Regions from separate parts of the Homo sapiens genome. Here region 2 is linked to region 1. Evidence: read pairs that join two places in POLR2A ChIA-PET (ENCODE). Cell type or tissue: IMR-90. All regions are shown on one strand.

The links. Peaks named below come from ENCODE experiments on the same cell type or tissue, not always from the same donor. Only the 100,000 strongest peaks of a DNase experiment are listed, where the experiment ranks them.
Region 2: POLR2A ChIA-PET joins it to region 1 with 5 read pairs; 1 of 35 experiments calls an interaction of 5 or more read pairs at or near these places.

What each region holds. Positions count from the first base shown.
Region 1 is chr4:94,601,664-94,605,663 of GRCh38, forward strand. All of the region lies in intron 7 of PDLIM5 (PDZ and LIM domain 5), which reads left to right. Among named protein-coding and RNA genes, the nearest start is that of PDLIM5, 150 kb to the left of the region's middle. In IMR-90, no CTCF peak of the experiment used is centred here; a DNase peak (open chromatin) is centred at 1,858; H3K27ac peaks cover 165 bases.
Region 2 is chr4:94,273,135-94,277,134 of GRCh38, forward strand. SMARCAD1 (SNF2 related chromatin remodeling ATPase with DExD box 1) reads left to right here. Exons shown (of 24, transcript NM_020159.5): 12 at 483-582; 13 at 1,604-1,663; 14 at 1,756-1,831; 15 at 3,205-3,340; 16 at 3,888-4,000. Among named protein-coding and RNA genes, the nearest start is that of SMARCAD1, 67 kb to the left of the region's middle. In IMR-90, no CTCF peak of the experiment used is centred here; a DNase peak (open chromatin) is centred at 1,997.

The DNA.
Region 1 (4,000 bases):
ATGTGCAAAGCAAGGATAACTCTACTTGCTTATTTTTAAATTCTCAAGATGCCATCTATGTAATAAAGGTAGAATTAGCAGGCTCAAGTAACATTTTCAGGCTGCTACAGAAACAAAGACTATTGAAAACCAATTAATAAATGGATAGCTTATGATTGAGAGTACCAGAAATTCCCACCTGAGGTTTAGTTGATTTAGTTTTCCAGAAGGGAGATCATAGTTACAAATGAGCAAACTCAACATATTTATTGTCAGGAAGCCAGCAGAAAATACTTATTTTTTTCACATGCCTAGCAGTTTCCTTGGCTAAAATAAATAGCTTTGCTATGCCAGTGAACCCCAAAAGGGCAGAATCTAGCTATGACTCTGATATATTCTAGTTTCTGCTTAGCAATATTATTACATAAAAGTTTGCTTTGTGGAAGTAGAATACCAAGGACAATTTATTGTCATTTTCCTCCTTTACCTTTTAATAAAACGTATATTTCAAGGTTTGTGAATTTTTCCTCTTATTGAAAACTCGTCGTGTGGGTATGTAATAAGTCACTAGTCTATTTGATCATTTTATCATATTTATATTCAGAAATAGGAAGCATTTAAAATTTTAATTGAAGATGCCATTTTTATGTTGTAAAAGAAAATGTTTGCATTATTTTTAAGATTTTTTTAAGGTTCGCCTTTGTGACAGATTTCTTCTTAGAACATAGTTTGCATATAATTCCATCAAAATCTGGATGACCCAAATTAACATTTTGAAATTTTATTACTGATAGAGAACTTTACCATCCTGCAGCCTGGTTTCTTTTTGAGACGGAGTTTCGCTCTCTCATCCAGGCTGGAATGCAATGGCAGGATCTTGGCTCACTGCAACCTCCGCCTCCCAGGTTCAAGTGATTCTCCTGCCTCAGCCTCCCGAGTAGCTGGGATTACAGGCACCCACCACCACACCCAGCTAATTTTTATATTTTTTTTAGTAGAGACGGAGTTTTGCCATGTGGGCCAGGCTGGTCTTGAACTCCTGACCTCAGGTGATCCACCTGCCTTGGCCTCCCAAAGTGCTGGGATTGCAGGTGTGAGCCACCACACCAGGCCCCTGCAGCCTGGTTTTTGTTCTCCTCATTCCACTGAAGTTATTCTAACCATGGGTGCCAGTACAGTAGCTCCACCATATACCAAAGTACTAACTTTAGTAAATTACCAAGGATAATTTTAGTACCAGGGTTGAAAGATTATTGGAAGGATTAAATATGATGATACATATTAAGCGATGAAAAAATATTTGCTTTTATTATTAACAAATGATTTACATGTAAGTTAAAAAATGAAGTAAAAGTAATAATATTATCATTAATGACCAAGAGCCTGAATCCTGGAAGAACTTAGTTTGTTCAAGACATTGTACAGGTAGTCTAATGTGACTGGAGTTCAGTGAATAAAGGGAAAATTGGTGTGGAAAGATAATTGAGAGGTTGATCATAACAGGTCATTTGGGGATTTTGTAGAGAATGTTAAGCACTTTGGGTATTATCCTAACTGCAGTAGGAATTTGTTGCAAGGTTTTAATCAAAAGAATGATTTGATAAAATGTGTTTTGTTGTTTTTTCTTAAGGCACATGGGCTATACTAAACCATGCCAGAAAACACAGGGGCTGGAAGGGGCAGGATTTGGCAAGAGAGGAAGCAAGAGAGCAGTTAGACAGTTCTTAAATCACTAGTATAAGTTAGTGCTTATCATAGTCTGGATGAGAGAGGGTGGTAGCAGAGAAATGGGGTAGATGGATGGCGTAATGAGAAAAACTTGGGACTGTAATGCCCCCCCAACCCTCCGCAAACTGGGAAAACTGGGACGTTGCCAAGAGAATGACTCAGACAAGTCCAGCTTGATGAGTAGATGAGTTTATTAGGACATACATACAGGGCACTGCTGGACAGCAGCAGTATGGCTCCAAGAGATCCACACCGCCTCCCATCTCTAGGCTGCTTTTAAGCTAATTTTCTGGCTCTTTGCCGTGTATGTGTGTGCGCACGCGCGCGTGTGTGAGTGTGCTGGGACTTTTTTCCTTGGTATATTCCCAGCCATGCCTCAGGATGTTTGCGTTCTCAGGGACCCCTGCTTCTCGGCTAGGCACCATGGCCTTAGCTAACTGCCTGGCCCTCAAGTTTCAAGCATTGAATATAACACCCTTAAGTAACCTGGTAGGGGACCCATCACACCACTGATAGATTAAAAATATAAATTTGGAAGTAGAGTCATTTGGACATGGTGAAAGATGATTTGAGACAGAGAGATATTAGAGGTATTAATAACTAAAGGGCAATTCAAAATATGGGCTACTGCTCATAGGAGACAGCTGGGCTAGATATAAATCTGGACATTAGGTGGTGTTAAAGCTACAGGACAGAGTAATGTCACTGTACTAATGATAGCAGAGTACAGAGAAATAAAGCCTAGGACAGAGAACTCTCGGGCAACAGAATAGCCAGTGAAATACTACTAAAAACAGGCAGGTAAATAGGGTTGAGGCACAAATGACAGGAAAAGAGAAGCAGTAGTCAATTGAGCCAGACACTAAGTAAAATGAGGAATGTGCACAAAAAGACAAATATTGTATGATTCCACTGATAGGAGGTATCTAATGTAGTCATCTTCGGGTCAGGCTTAGGAGGTATCTAATGTAGTCATCTTCGGGCTGGGTGTGGTGGCTCACGCCTGTAATCCCAGCACTTTGGGAGGCCAAGGCAGGCGGATCACTGGAGGTCGGGAGTTCGAGACCAGCCTGACCAACATGGAGAAACCCCGTCTCTACTAAAAACACAAAAATTAGCCAGGCGTGGTGGCACGTACCTGTAGTCCCAGCTATTCAGGAGGCTGAGGCAGGAGAATCGTTTGAACCAGGGAGGTGGAGGTTGCAGTGAGCCGGGATTGTGCCACTGTACTCCAGCCTGGGTGACAGAGTGAGGCTCCGTCTCCAAAAAAAGAATTAAAGTAGTCATCTTCATAGAAACAGTAGAATGGTGCTGGTTACCACAGGCTAGGGGGAGGGGGAAGGGGTAGTTGTTCAATGGGTATAGAGTTTCGAATATGCAAGATGAAAAACTTCTGGAGATCTCTTCCACAATAATGTGAACGTACTTCACACTACTGACTGTGCACTTGAAAATCGTTAAGATAGTAAGTTTCATGTTATGTATTTTTTACCACAGTTTTTAAAATGAGGAATGCAAATTGTCCATTGAATTTAGCCACAAGAAGGTCATCAGTGACCTTAGCAAGATGCAGTTTCATAGAGTGTTGGGGGTTGGGGTCTAGTTGAGATGGCTGAAGACTGACAGTCAAGTGAGTATAATGTTATTTCAGAGTCTGGCTGGTAAGTGGAACAGGAAAATAGAAAGTAAAGATAGTCTGTTGTTTTTAAGAGAAACTACTGCATTTTAAAAGAGGACACAAAGCATCCAGTAGAGAAGGAGAGATGGATTAATCGAGGCCACTGAGATTAAGGGAGGAGATGGAGTACACAGCATTAGAATGTTGCTCTTGGGCAGTTGTCCGGACTAGGGGATAGAAAAAGAATTCTTCTTACTGGTCCTACAGGATGGTAAGGATGGTAAATTAGTAGATGGACAACTCACACCTGATTTGCTGGACAGATTGTTCACAAGGGTCCGTAATGAACAAGTGCAGAGATGGTGCAGAAATAGACACAATGCATGAATAGCTCTTTGTTCATGTATCCTGAGAAAAGCAAGCCAAAAGGGAAAGACTTTATCTGGGAAAGAGGAAGTCTTCATAACCCTCTCTGGTGAGAAATGAAAACTCATTTAAGCAAGACAAGGCAGAAAATTTGGCTGCTGCAGATATGCTATTAATCAGAGCTTCCTCCAACCTAAAAGGAGTAAACACTGGGGAATGTCAGAATGAGAACAGATACTGATGTTTGTTCCATAGTAAATGAGGTAGTTTAAGATTTTGTCTTAAGTCAGGTTTTTAGAGTTTGGCTAA
Region 2 (4,000 bases), 330 kb before region 1:
TAAGATAAAACTATGAACATTCTTACCCAAGTCCTTTTGCCAACATAAGCGCTCATATCTCATGATTATATTCTTAAGGGTAGAATTGCTGGGATAGATTAGGCATATGTTTCCTCCATTTAGTCATGGGACATTGCCCTTAAACCATTCAGTGGATATTAAACATTCACTGTGTCTAAGCAATAACCAAAATTATATCCTTTCCATGCAATGCAAAAAGTCTTCCATATTAATGTGTATTGTATATGAACTAGCAATGAAGATCTATCCACTGCTCAGTAAAGTAAGTTATAGCATCATTTGGAGATTATAATCAATTCTGTCATTTGAGAACTAAGAACATAGTAGAAATTCCTTTAGAGTTGCATTCTGGGAAATCAAAAGTGAATACAGCACAGAATTACTGCTTTTTCTTCTGTATTTTTATGTATTTATTTTTTGTTTGTTTTAAAATGTTATATATTGTCTTTTAAACTTTTTAGGGCCTAGGAAAAACTATTCAAGCCATTGCATTTCTGGCATACCTCTATCAGGAGGGTAATAATGGTCCTCATTTGATCGTTGTTCCAGCTTCAACTATAGGTTTGTAATACTGGAGACAACTGTATTTAACTTTATCATGTTTTATATAGGTAGAAGAGAGTGTGTGTAAGGGTGTGTGTCGGAGGGGTGTTGTGGTTTCTTAGTTTGTAGAGATGAATATTAATTTTATGGTCTCTTTATACTTTTCTCCTTTGTTTATATATGTGTGTTTGATTATATTGGCAGTCTTTTAAAAAGAACTCAAATGTAAGTCAGTTTTAAAATTTTAGACCAAGGACGATTTATGTTGGTTTCATAATACTTTTAGTTACTTTTAAAAGTGACTAAGAGAAAATGAGTACTTTTAAATGTAGAATTAAACAGATACGTAATTAATTCCTACACACATAACTGTTCCATTCTTTCTCAATTCGTTGGATGTAGAAGTTAGAATAAGAGAATATTTGTACATGTGAATGTAACAAAGAAAACCCCCTTCTCTTTAAATTGGAGGTTAATAATCAACTGTAAATATAATATTTGGTCATCTGCCCTTCATTTTGATGCCTCACAAAACCTCAAGATCATTTTACATAGGTTTCATAAGGAGTAATATTGTAAAGGGTCTGTGATAAAAACAATCGCCATGGTATTTATATTTTAATTTTTAATTTTTATTTATTTTTTTTAAGACAGTCTCGCTGTGTCACCCAGGCTGGAGTGTGGTGGCTCAATCTTGGCTCACCGCAACCTCCGCCTCCCAGGTTCTCGTGCCTCAGCCTCCCGAGTAGCTGGGACTACAGGCGCCCGCCACCATGCCTGGCTAATTTTTGTATTTTTAGTGGAGATGGGGTTTCACCATGTTGGCCAGGCTGGTATCAAACTCCTGACCTCAGGTGATCCACCCGCCTCAGCTTCCCAAAGTGTTGGGATTACAGGCATGAGCCACCTTGCTGGGCCAGTATTTACTTTTTATAAAAGACTGATTTCTGAGTAGCACTTGTCAAAGTTTAGTGTTAATTTAACCATGTGAACATACCCTATTGTAGCAGATGCAAATAATGTCTCTTCTGTTCCATAGATAACTGGTTAAGGGAAGTTAATTTATGGTGCCCTACTTTGAAGGTCCTCTGTTACTATGGTAAGAATATGTCATTCTGCTTTTAACTTTGGAAATTAAAAATAAAGTACAGCACAATAAATAGTCATGTGTTTATTGTTTTTAAATTCTAGGTTCTCAAGAAGAACGTAAACAAATTAGATTTAACATTCATAGTAGATATGAAGATTACAATGTAATTGTGACCACGTAAGTATTGAGAAATTTGGGGAGGATGGATATTTATGCAGCCCCCAAATTTAAAAAAGAAATTGTAGTAGTACTATGTAGGAAAGTTTATGCTGTTAACTGTGATACGAAAGTAATAGAATGACTAATGTTGAGGATTCAGGCATTTTTTAGTTTGGTGTGTAATACCCATATAGGAGGTTTTTGTTAGTGAATCACCTCATTAATGGTGACTATAAAAAGGTTTTGCCTAGTTATTGAAAAAAGTCGTCTTGTAATAGTAATTTCTCAGTTAAGCTTAAAGTAAAATTTGAGATATCCCACCAAAATTATTTATATTTTTAACTTACAAATAAGTATCTGTAATAAATACAATGAAATTTCATTTTCTCAATGAAAAATTTGAGTTAGGGCAGAAATAAAAATGAAAAATAATACTAATAATACTACTTGGTAATAATTGATGTAAATATCTTGCACAGAACTTAATGCTCTTGTGTTACATTAGTTGATTTATTTAAAGTTCTATTTTAACTGTAGTTATTATTTCTCTCTACTGGCTTCTTGTGTAGGAGTCTGTCCTTTAAAAATTCATGCGGAATTTTATTTTTTCTTAATAAAACAGGCTCCATATGCAGTCTCAAGCTGCTAGCTATTAACTATTATTTCTTGGATCTAATCTGCTAGTTTAATAAAATATTAAGTTTTAAAGAGAAACATGTTTTAGCTTCACGTTCTTTTTTGTGCTTATTAAAATATAACACTTCATGGAGCAGATTACTTACAAGTTATACCCAAATTGACCTCCTCCTGGGTATGTAGAAGTTGTCCGATTGTAACATTAACATTTTCTTTTTTTTTTTTTTTTTTGAGACGGAGTCTCACTCTGTCCCCCAGGCTAGAGTGCAGTGGCGCGATCTCAGCTTACTGCAACCTCTTGCCTCCCGGGTTCACGCCATTCTCCTGCCTCAGCCTCCTGAATAGCTGGGACTACAGGCGCCCACCACCACACCCGGCTAATTTTTTATATTTTTAGTAGAGACAGGGTTTCACCGTGTTAGCCAGGATGGTCTCGATCTTCTGACCTCGTGATCCGCCCGCCTCGGCCTCCAAAAGTGCTGGGATTACAGGTGTGAGCCACCGCTCCCAGCCTTTTAACATTTTCTTTCAATTATGTATTGCAGCTTTCATAGCTTGGTTACAGTGTACATCAATAATTATTAAATACAAGTACGTCAGTATTTATTTGAGTATCACCCGTGTCTAGTGCTGTGCTTTAAGTACTGGCTGTTAGAAATGTGTAAATAAAAAATGATTTTATAAGACATTAAATTTCACTAGACTCCAAGCTCTTAAAGGTATAACCTTAGAGATGTTTTTTCTTTTGGTGACAGATATAACTGTGCGATCAGCAGTTCTGATGACCGTAGTCTGTTTCGACGGCTGAAACTTAATTACGCAATTTTTGATGAGGGCCATATGCTGAAGAATATGGGCTCCATTCGCTACCAGCACCTTATGACAATTAATGTAAGAGAATGTTTGTAAAGTTTTCCAAATTACTGTAAAATTTAGATTACGTAATTTAATATATGTAGTATTTATTAGCAGAATCTGTATTATGTAGTTTAATATATGTAGTATTCTGTGTTAGCAAGTTTTTTCTGTAAAAGGGAAGATAGTAAATATTTCACACTTTATGGACTAGATGGCCTCTGTCACGTATTCTTTGATTTTGTTTTTTAACAACCCTTTAAAAAATTATTAGGTCATAAGCCATAATTTACCTGTTCTATATGTTAAACTATTTATAAATAATCTTTCATCATCTCATAAAGGTGATACGAGGACACAAGTTACCTACTTATAAAAGAAGACCAATGGTTTTCGTATTCATTGCTGTTGATAATAGCGGACGTCAATTATTTAAATTACTATATCATTTATCACAGAATGTTAAATTATTAATAATGGTTTTAATTTATCTCTCCTCCCTTCACCTTTCACTGGGGAGGATAGACATGAAAGGAGTGGCTCTTTAAGAAAAAGCTAATATAAATTTTACCTTCATTCACAGGCAAATAACCGTTTGCTGCTCACAGGCACACCTGTACAGAACAATCTGTTAGAACTCATGTCGCTGTTGAATTTTGTTATGCCACACATGTTTAGTAGTAGCACCAGTGAAAT